Linked DNA regions of Homo sapiens: region 1 is linked to region 2. Evidence: chromatin contacts called from ENCODE Hi-C or POLR2A ChIA-PET data. All regions are on one chromosome and are shown on one strand. Each heading gives the region's core, a stretch centred on a gene start or an enhancer-like site at or near the end of the contact. The rest is flanking DNA. Distances are from core to core; before and after follow the strand shown. Region 1 holds the start of EP300-AS1 (EP300 antisense RNA 1). Region 2 overlaps MRTFA (myocardin related transcription factor A).

Region 1 (4,105 bases), core at 679-3,178, 710 kb before region 2:
CACTAAATAAATATTTGATGAGGCCAGGCGCAGTGGCTCACACCTGTAATCCCAGCACTTTGGGAGGCCGAGGCGGGCAGATCACCTGAGGTCAGGAGTTCGAGACTTGCCTGGCTAACATGGTGAAACGCCGTCTCTACTAAAAATACAAAAATTAGCTGGGCGTGGCAGCAGGCACCTATAATTCCAGCTACTTGGGAGGCTGAGACAGGAGAATCGCTTGAACCCAGGAGGCACAGGTCGCAGTGAGCTGAGATTGCGCCACTGCACTCCAGCCTGGGCAAGAAAGAGCGAAACTCCGTCTCAAATAAATAAATAGATAAATATTTGATGAATAAGATGATTTGTCACTAGCAGATTCTCTGTGAAATGTATGGCTGTGCCCCTAAAGTATTAATAAAAGATTAAGCAACTAATAAAGGTTATTTTTCTCAACCGGTTGCTACCATCCCAGTGTCTAATAGGATGATCATAACTACCATATACTGTGCCCAGTACTGCACACTTATTATTTATTTTATTTATTTATTTTTGAAACTGACTGTCGCCCAAGCTAGAGTGCAGTGGCATGATCTTGGCTCACTGAAACCTCTGCTTCCCAAGTTCAAGCGATTCTCCTCCCTCAGCCTCCCGAGTAGCTGGGACTACAGACGTGCACCACCATGCCAGGCTAATTGCTGCATTTTTATTAGAGACAGGGTTTCACCATGTTGGCCAGGCTGGTCTTGAACTCCTGACCTAGTGATCCACCTGCCTCGACCTCCCAAAGTGCTGGGATTACAGGCGTGAGCCACCGCGCCCGGCAGTTTTTGCATTTTAATACATAGCACTACCAACCATTCAGTGATTTCCTCTTGATTTCTCCCTCTCCATCCCTTATTGTTCAATCCATCAGCAAATCCCGTTTATTCTCCAAAAGCTACCTCAAATATTTTTTACTTCTATTTATTTTTTTGAGACTGGGTCTCCCTCTGTCGCCCAGGCTAGAGTGCAGTGGCACGATCACGACTCACTGCAGCCTCCACCTCCTGGTGGAGCCTCACACGTCAGCCAACCCCCAAACCCCGCCCCAGTAGCTGGGACTACAGGAGTGACAATCACACGGATAATTAAAAAAAAAAAAAAAACTTTTTTTTTTTTTTTTTGTAGAGACAGGGTCTCATTATGTTGCCCAGGCTGGAATTTTTACTTCTTTTTATCCCTACTGCCATCACTTAAATCCAGACCACCATCATATCAACACCCTGGATCCCACTGAAGCTCCTAGCTGGGTTCTCCTCTTACCCTATCCTATTATTTTTCTACGTAGCAATCTTTTTAAAACTGTACATTGGATGGACTAACTCCCTTGTGTCACTGATTTGCAGGACGAGGGCTTTTACCCATATGAGCCACTTCTGTTTCCTCTTCCCCTGGTTGTTTTATAAGACTCCTGGGGAGGGGGCGGGTGACCCAAGTAGAAGTGAGAGAGTTAGAGAAAGGCCAGGATAAGAAAGTTATTCATTCAAATAATGTACCGCGTGCCCCTGTGCTCTGCGCACTGTGGGTACAGCAGTGAAATCAAGGACCGCACAGTTCGGGCGCTACGAGAGCTGCCGTTCCAATTCCATCCGAAGGAAGGGAGACAACGCTTTCCCGCGCGGACGAGCGGCCAGGCGCGGCGCTAACTGCTTGGACGCCCCGCCTGCCACCGTGCCTCAGCTCGCCTCTTCTGCACAACGGGACTCTGCCCCACAGGGACACCGGGAAGGTCCCGACCCGAGCGCTCAGTGGGACGGGGTCGCACCAAGAGTCCGCGCGGAACTCCCGATCTGGGCGGGGCCCAAAGGTCACGTGGCCGGGAAGGCGGGCGCGCGGGCTGCGAGCACCAACCGCCGGCCGCCCCGCGCTGCGTCGCCCCGCCTCCCCCGCCCCACCCCCGTCGCCCCCAGCGCGTGCCCGCCCGGCGCCCTCTAGGGTGGAAGGCTGCGGGCGTCCTACCAGTGCCAGGACTGCCAGAGCGGGAGGAGCGCGGCGCGGGCCAGCCGGGACTGCTGGACAGCGGGGTCCAGGCTAGAGGCGAGCGAGCGGTCAGTGACGGCTGTGGAGGAGGGAGGCGCTGGGCGTCAGCGCGGGACCCGAGCCTCTGGACCACTGAGCTGGGGGGCTGGCTGAGGTGGGTCTCCCGCCCTGAGGGCGCGCCTTAGGGAGGGGACAGGGGCCGGTGGGACCCTTGCTTTGTCTCAGTCGCACTGAGGTGAGGGGGCTGCACTCGGCCGAGCAGCGAGGACCGTGCCCAGCTCAGAGAGAGCCCTCAGAGTGTCCGGGCTGGATTGCGGCCGCGGTGCGGGAGAAGTCGGAGGAGGGAGTGACAGGTGACCGGGCTGGCAGGGCAACTGCCATTATTAAGCACTCGGCCGCCCGGGTGCGGTTGCCACCTCCTCCTTCCCGAGCTGGCAGCCCAGGCCACCAGGGACACGCACCTGTCCTAAGAGGGTGTAATCTTTGAGGCAGAGGTGGGACACGAACCCGGGACGGTTTGCCCTTGGGCCACTCCCTTAGGCTGAGGGAAAAGTGTACTTAAACCAGGCTTTGAGAATTGGGCAGAGTTTGAAGCGCAGAGATCACCGAGCCCTTCGTTGGCTGTCAGGACTTTAGAAAGACGTTTGGTCTCTAAAAGACCACACTTTCCTCCTCCCCAAAAGTGGCTGGACCTGTGAACACTAATTACTCATGTGTAAGGAGTGCTTTGCAATCTGTAAAGCACTTTCCATTCCGGTGTCGTAGATAATTCGTCACAATGAACTTGCCAAGTAAGCGTTTTTTTTATTTACCTTTTTTACAGATGAAGAAATTTTGTCCCAGAGACGTTTATTAAATCAGGGAGTAGCAATAGAGCCTTACTCTTTTTTTTTTTTTTTTTTTTTGAGACGGAGTCTCACTCTGTCGCCCAGGGCCGGAGTGCAATGGCGCCATCTCGGCTCAGTGAAACCTCTGCCTCCCAGGTTCAAGCAATTCTCCTTGCCTCAGCCTCCCAAGTAGCTGGGACTACAGGCGCCAGCCACCACACCCAGCTGCTTTTTGTGTTTTTAATAGAGACGGGGGTTTCACCATGTTGGCCAGGCTGGTCTTGAACTCCTGACCTCAAGTGATCTCCCCACCTCGGCCTCCCAAAGTGTTGGGATTACAGGTGTTAGCCACCGCACCCAGTGGAGCCTTACTCTTTTTTTTTTTTTTTGAGACAGAGTTATGCTCTTGTTGCCCAGGCTGGAGTGCAATGGTGCAATCTCAGCTCACTGCAACCTCCGCCTCCCGAGTTCAAACGATTCTCGTGCCTCAGCCTCTCAAGTAGCTGGGATTACAGGCATGAGCCACCACGCCCGGCCTTTTTTTTTTTTTTTTTTTTTTTAGTAGAGACGGGGTTTCTCCGTGTTGGTCAGGCTGGCCTTGAACTCCCAACCTCAGGTGATCCGCCTTCCACGGCCTCTCAAAGTGCTGGGATTACAGGCATGAGCCACCGCGCCTGGCTGAGCCTTACTCTTATACATCAAATGTTTTCCACGATAGGAAACCACCTGGGATGACCATCAAGCCCCAAACTCAAACATCCTGTGATTTCATCATCAGAGCTCCTGGCTTAGGGCACAATTCTTGGCTGGATCTGCCTGCCACTCCCCAGCTACCAACAACCGTATCTCGGCAACACAACCACCCTGGCACAGCACTTTTAATTATTTGTTAAATGTTTCTTACTGGGTTGGGCTAAACCAACTGTGAGGAGTCCTTTAGGCAGTGTCAAAACTTGGAGACAGTTGGATGGGCTTGATTGAATTCTGAAAATTCCCCGAGTGTACTGGGGTTTCTACCCAAAGTGACGATTACTTTGAGAGTATTGGTGATAATAATTTTTTGTCCTTCCTATTGACAGGTCCACCTCCTAACAAATTATTGGAAGGAATATGAGAAAAGTAAGTAGGGATTTTGAAGTATCAGTTAAAAGACCCAAAATTGTTTATGTTTAGAATAATGGTAGTTAATTTGGTGATGTTATTTCTGGATGTATAAGGTTAATTGGCAAGTGCTTATCAAATGCATGTGTGTGTGTGTGTGTGTGTGTGTGTGTGTG
Region 2 (4,249 bases), core at 1,191-3,690:
TTTGTAGAGTCTCCTTCCCTGTTTCCCAGCCCTTGGCAATCACTGATCTGATTTCTGCCTGTTGTTTTGCCTTGAAGCCTTCTGGCTTCTTTTAGCATAATAGTGCTTTTGAGGTTCATCAGTGTTGTTTCCTGTAACAATAGTTTATTGGGTTTTTAAAAATTGCTGAAGTAGTATTCTGTTAAAGGGGTGTACCATAATTTTTTTTTTTTTTTTAGACAGAGTCTGGCTCTGTTACCCAGGCTGGAGTGCAGTGGCATGATCTCGGCTCACTGCAGCCTTCGCCCCCTGGGCTCGAGTGATGCTCCTACCTTAGCCTCCTGAGTAGCTGGGATTACAGGTGCACACCAGTATACCTGGCTAATTTTTTAAGGTTTTTGTAGAGAAGAGGTCTCACTATATTGCCCTGGTTGGTCTTGAACTCCTTGGGTTCAAGTGATCCTCCTACCTTGGCCTCCCAAACTGTTGGGATTACAGGCATGAGCCACCGCATCTGGCCTGTATATAATTTTTTATTCCATTCACAAGTTGAAGAACACTTTTTGGCAATCACAAATAAAGCTGCTACGAATATTCACATATAGCTCTTTTTTTTAACCTAGTAGTTTTAATGACATGTTAATTACAATTAATATAAAATAATAATATCTCCCTTTATTACTAAAGTCAGATGAACTAAAAGGCATTTGAGTTTATTTTTATTTCAGAGACAATAGAAAAGCACTTTTCTCTAAGCCAATAGATAAGAGCTCTTTAATATAATTTGGTAGTGAAATACCACATACACGTGACACATATAAACCATATAGGCATAGAGACACACAGAAATCTAAGATCTTTCATTTACCAGTTTTCAAATAGTTTCTCTCTCCCACTTTAGACTATCAATTTCAATTACCTGCTTCATTCCCCTGAAGAGTTGTTAGCTAGGCAACTCTAAATTCACATTTCCAAAGACACGCTTCTTAGGTGAAACAAGGTAGACAATTTACATCAGGCACAGAACTGAGACCTAAACACTATTATCCAAAGACAATGTACAGTTCTTTATGTGGATGTATGTTTTCACTTCTCTTAGATAAATACTCAGGAATAGGATTACTGGGTTTTATGGTAAGTGTAAATTTATAAGAAACTCCCAAACTGTTTTTCTACATAGCATTATCGTTTTCCATCCTCCTCAGTAATGTCTGGGAGTTCCAGTTGCTCCTCATCCTTGATGACAAATCATTTATTGCTGGTATTTGTATTCTGACAGTAGCCAAGTAACAATCTCCACATGCTCTTGCTGGAAAAATTGTTGCTTAAATTAAGGATTTCTCATGTAAATTTTTCCTCTTTCATTTTCCTTTTCCTTTTCTTTCCACTTTATAAATATTTATTGAGCAGTTTACAGTGCAAGGGATGGACGAGCATCAGTGATTTTACTCTCAAAGTGCCCCTGTTGGCCCTGTGAGTAGAGGTCATGGCAGATGATTGTGACACTTTTGATTCTTATACTTTATCTAGTTTCCTAGTGGAACAGATTGATCAGCATAGAGGTTTTCATTTTTGTGTCTCTATACTGCATGCCTCGCTTAGCTTTCAAGTGTGAGGAACCTTGTAGGGAGAAGAATATGGTGGCACATCTGGTTCCAGCTGTGCTGTCAGCCTTAATATCTTCCCCCTTCTGTTTAGGTGGAAATGCCAGTGTCATGGTGGCCTTTGTTTTCATAATCAGCTGGGTAGATTTTTCAGTTGCCTGTTAGTGTAGCTGTCCTGATTTCCTTCCTAATGATGTGAATGATGGGACTGTGACATACAAGGAGTAAAATCAAATGGTGAGGTAAGCTGAGGTCAACAAGATAAGGGTTTGAATCCCAAATTTTGGTGGGTTGTCACTATTGTGCCAATATATTATCTCTGACTCTAGCCAGCATCTTAAGAGCCTATATTGTCTTTCTAAAGGAAAGGTCAAATATGTATTGAACTGTATCTTCTTTTAAATATTTTGTCAGCAAAGTGTTTACAAATTGGTGAGAAGTGTCCATTTGTTTTTTCATTCATTGAGTACACTTGCCAGTTAACCATTACGTTTATGGTTCCCACATCAGTACTGTGATAGGACTTTTTTCAAAGTAAATTCTTCCTGAGTTTTTCCTTTGGTACCTCCCCCCTCTGCTTTTTGGTATCTTTTATCTTCAAACATTTTAAAGATGAATGTGTCCAGTAAAATAATGTTGTGTTATAGCTCCTTGTTCCATTTTGGGTGCAGGCTTTGTACAAGAAGGGAGGGAGGGCAAGAGAGAGAAGAGGGAACCTAGTCATGTGATACTGCTTGTCTGGCAGAAGCCTTTTGGTTCTGAGCAGAGAAACCAACTGTTTACTATTTTGGGTGAATGAGGTTGGTTGGTTGCTATGAGCATTTTCTCTAAGGGAACCCTCTCCTCTTCCAGCTCTACACATTGAAATCATCTCAGTTCTGCTTTTTGGCATTTGGATAGAAGAGGGAGGTGTCTGTGTCTAGGCCCAGTGCTGACAGGAAGAAATGTTTTGCCAGTAGAGTTACTGATTCTGACCTTCTGCTGTCACTGCTTTTAATGCCCCACTCCCTAAGTAAACTTGGGATCTAACTGTTCTTGCAACCCTTTGCACTGTAGAATGAAGTGCCCACTTTAACTTAAAGAGCAGGGCTAATCAGATCTTCGGCAAATAATAAATGGCCTCTTTAAGGAGAGAGGGAAGGAAGAGTGGTTTATTGCAGCATTGGCCTGTGGAGACTCGAATCTCCTCCAGCATGCTGGAGGAGAAGGCCAAGATTCATCAGTCCACCTGCAGGATTCTGCCACTCTCGTGGATTGTCCTGAAGCCGAGAAAGGACAGCTATTACTCAGCAGTGTGCCTGACCCATTATCACAGTTTGCGGGAAGGTTCGAGTATTTGTGCCTTTGGGATTTGCATGCTTTTGTTTCCTTTCAAACTTAACTGCTGTCTTTTATCCCAGTCCTATTTCTCTGTAGCCATCCAAGCTTTGACTTTGGGTGGTTTATTCTCCCAGGATTTGTATTAAAGTTTGTTGAGCACCCAACAAATAGATAACTGAACATAGTACTGTAGGGTGCATTTCATGACCTGGTGGAACAGTGATTAGGATGTTTCACTTTCTTACTCCTTTTTTCCCCACCGTGCAGAGCTCATATAGCCAAGCCTAGATTGTGGAATAAGGGAAGAAAAAACTTTTCTTTAATAAGGCGGAATTACTCTTTATGTGGGTCAGATTCAATGTTTTATCCATAAAATGCACTTTGGCCTTAGGTACTATACAAATGGGAGCTATTGATGATCATTTCAGTTTCTTCTGTCTGTTGAATACTTGAAAGTAGATAGATAACCCTTTAAGGTTTATAACACTAAGACATCATAATTTAAAATAAAATAACACTTGGAAGGCTTTTTACTTGTATTGCGTCTTAGTTTTGCTTAGGGTGAACAATTTGGACTGGTCTTATCAATATTAAAAGAGTTTGCCTATGTGAACAGCCTTCCTTCATAGTCTTGGTTTTGTTTTTTTTTTAAGACAGGTTTTCACTCCTGTGGCCCAGGCTGGAGTACAGTGGCTCAATCATGGCTCACTGCAACCTCCACCTCCTGGGCCCAAGTGATTCTCCAGCCTCAGCCTCCTGAGTAGCTAGGACTACAGGCGTGCACCACTGCACCCGGCTAATTTTTATATTTTTTGTAGAGATGGGGTTTTGCCATTTTGGCCATGCTGGTCTTGAACCCCAGCCTTAAGCGATCCTCCCGCCTCATCCTCCCAAAGTGCTGGGATTACAGGTGTGAGCCACCGTGCTCGGCTTCTTTCATAGTCTTATACTGCAGGAAAAGAAAATCCTTTGGGAGTAGAATGGACACATTTGAGTTATTTAGAAAAGTTCACTTTTAAATTTGAGGAAAATTCTTTTAGAAGAGTTCTAGGTTATGAAAAAAACGACAATAGGAGCTTTATCCAAATCCTGTCAAATATGAATAAAAGAGAATTGTCAATATTTTCTTCTCCTATCTTGGAAACCCTAATTATCTACTATCAGAATTTATATACAATGTATAATAATTATGTAAATGCTACTTTTCTAAACACTTAGACATTTCTTTTGAGTTTTCCAGATTTCTTTGGGATTTTAATAATTTTAACAGGATGATTTGAGCCTGTGGAGTCAGCAATGAATGGACACATCGAAGACGAGATGGAGTGATTATCAGTGCCCAGTTT

The links. A loop is a pair of places that touch in the nucleus more often than their neighbours do. ChIA-PET counts read pairs that join two places held with the same protein, here RNA polymerase II (POLR2A). Pooled maps may share reads with other maps.
Region 1: a pooled map shows a loop between it and region 2 (4-fold over the local background). The contact joins the promoter of EP300-AS1 here to the enhancer-like site in region 2. A Hi-C loop is called at or near these places in 1 of 37 single-sample maps with no recorded cell type and 2 of 50 pooled maps. POLR2A ChIA-PET finds 5 or more read pairs at or near these places in 2 of 52 experiments (CD4-positive, alpha-beta memory T cell and activated T-cell).

What each region holds. Positions count from the first base shown.
Region 1 is chr22:41,195,324-41,199,428 of GRCh38, reverse strand. It overlaps EP300-AS1 (EP300 antisense RNA 1), which reads left to right and starts at 1,928. Exons shown (of 3, transcript NR_110514.1): 1 at 1,928-2,155; 2 at 3,908-3,947. RefSeq lists enhancers at 1,405-1,474, 1,485-1,614, 1,769-2,268 and a silencer at 1,805-2,074.
Region 2 is chr22:40,490,647-40,494,895 of GRCh38, reverse strand. The region is part of intron 3 of MRTFA (myocardin related transcription factor A); the gene reads left to right. Among named protein-coding and RNA genes, the nearest start is that of MRTFA-AS1, 29 kb to the left of the region's middle. Within about 2 kb of position 2,440, at least 7 of the 41 ENCODE cell types and tissues checked have a DNase peak (open chromatin) inside an H3K27ac peak, as active enhancers do.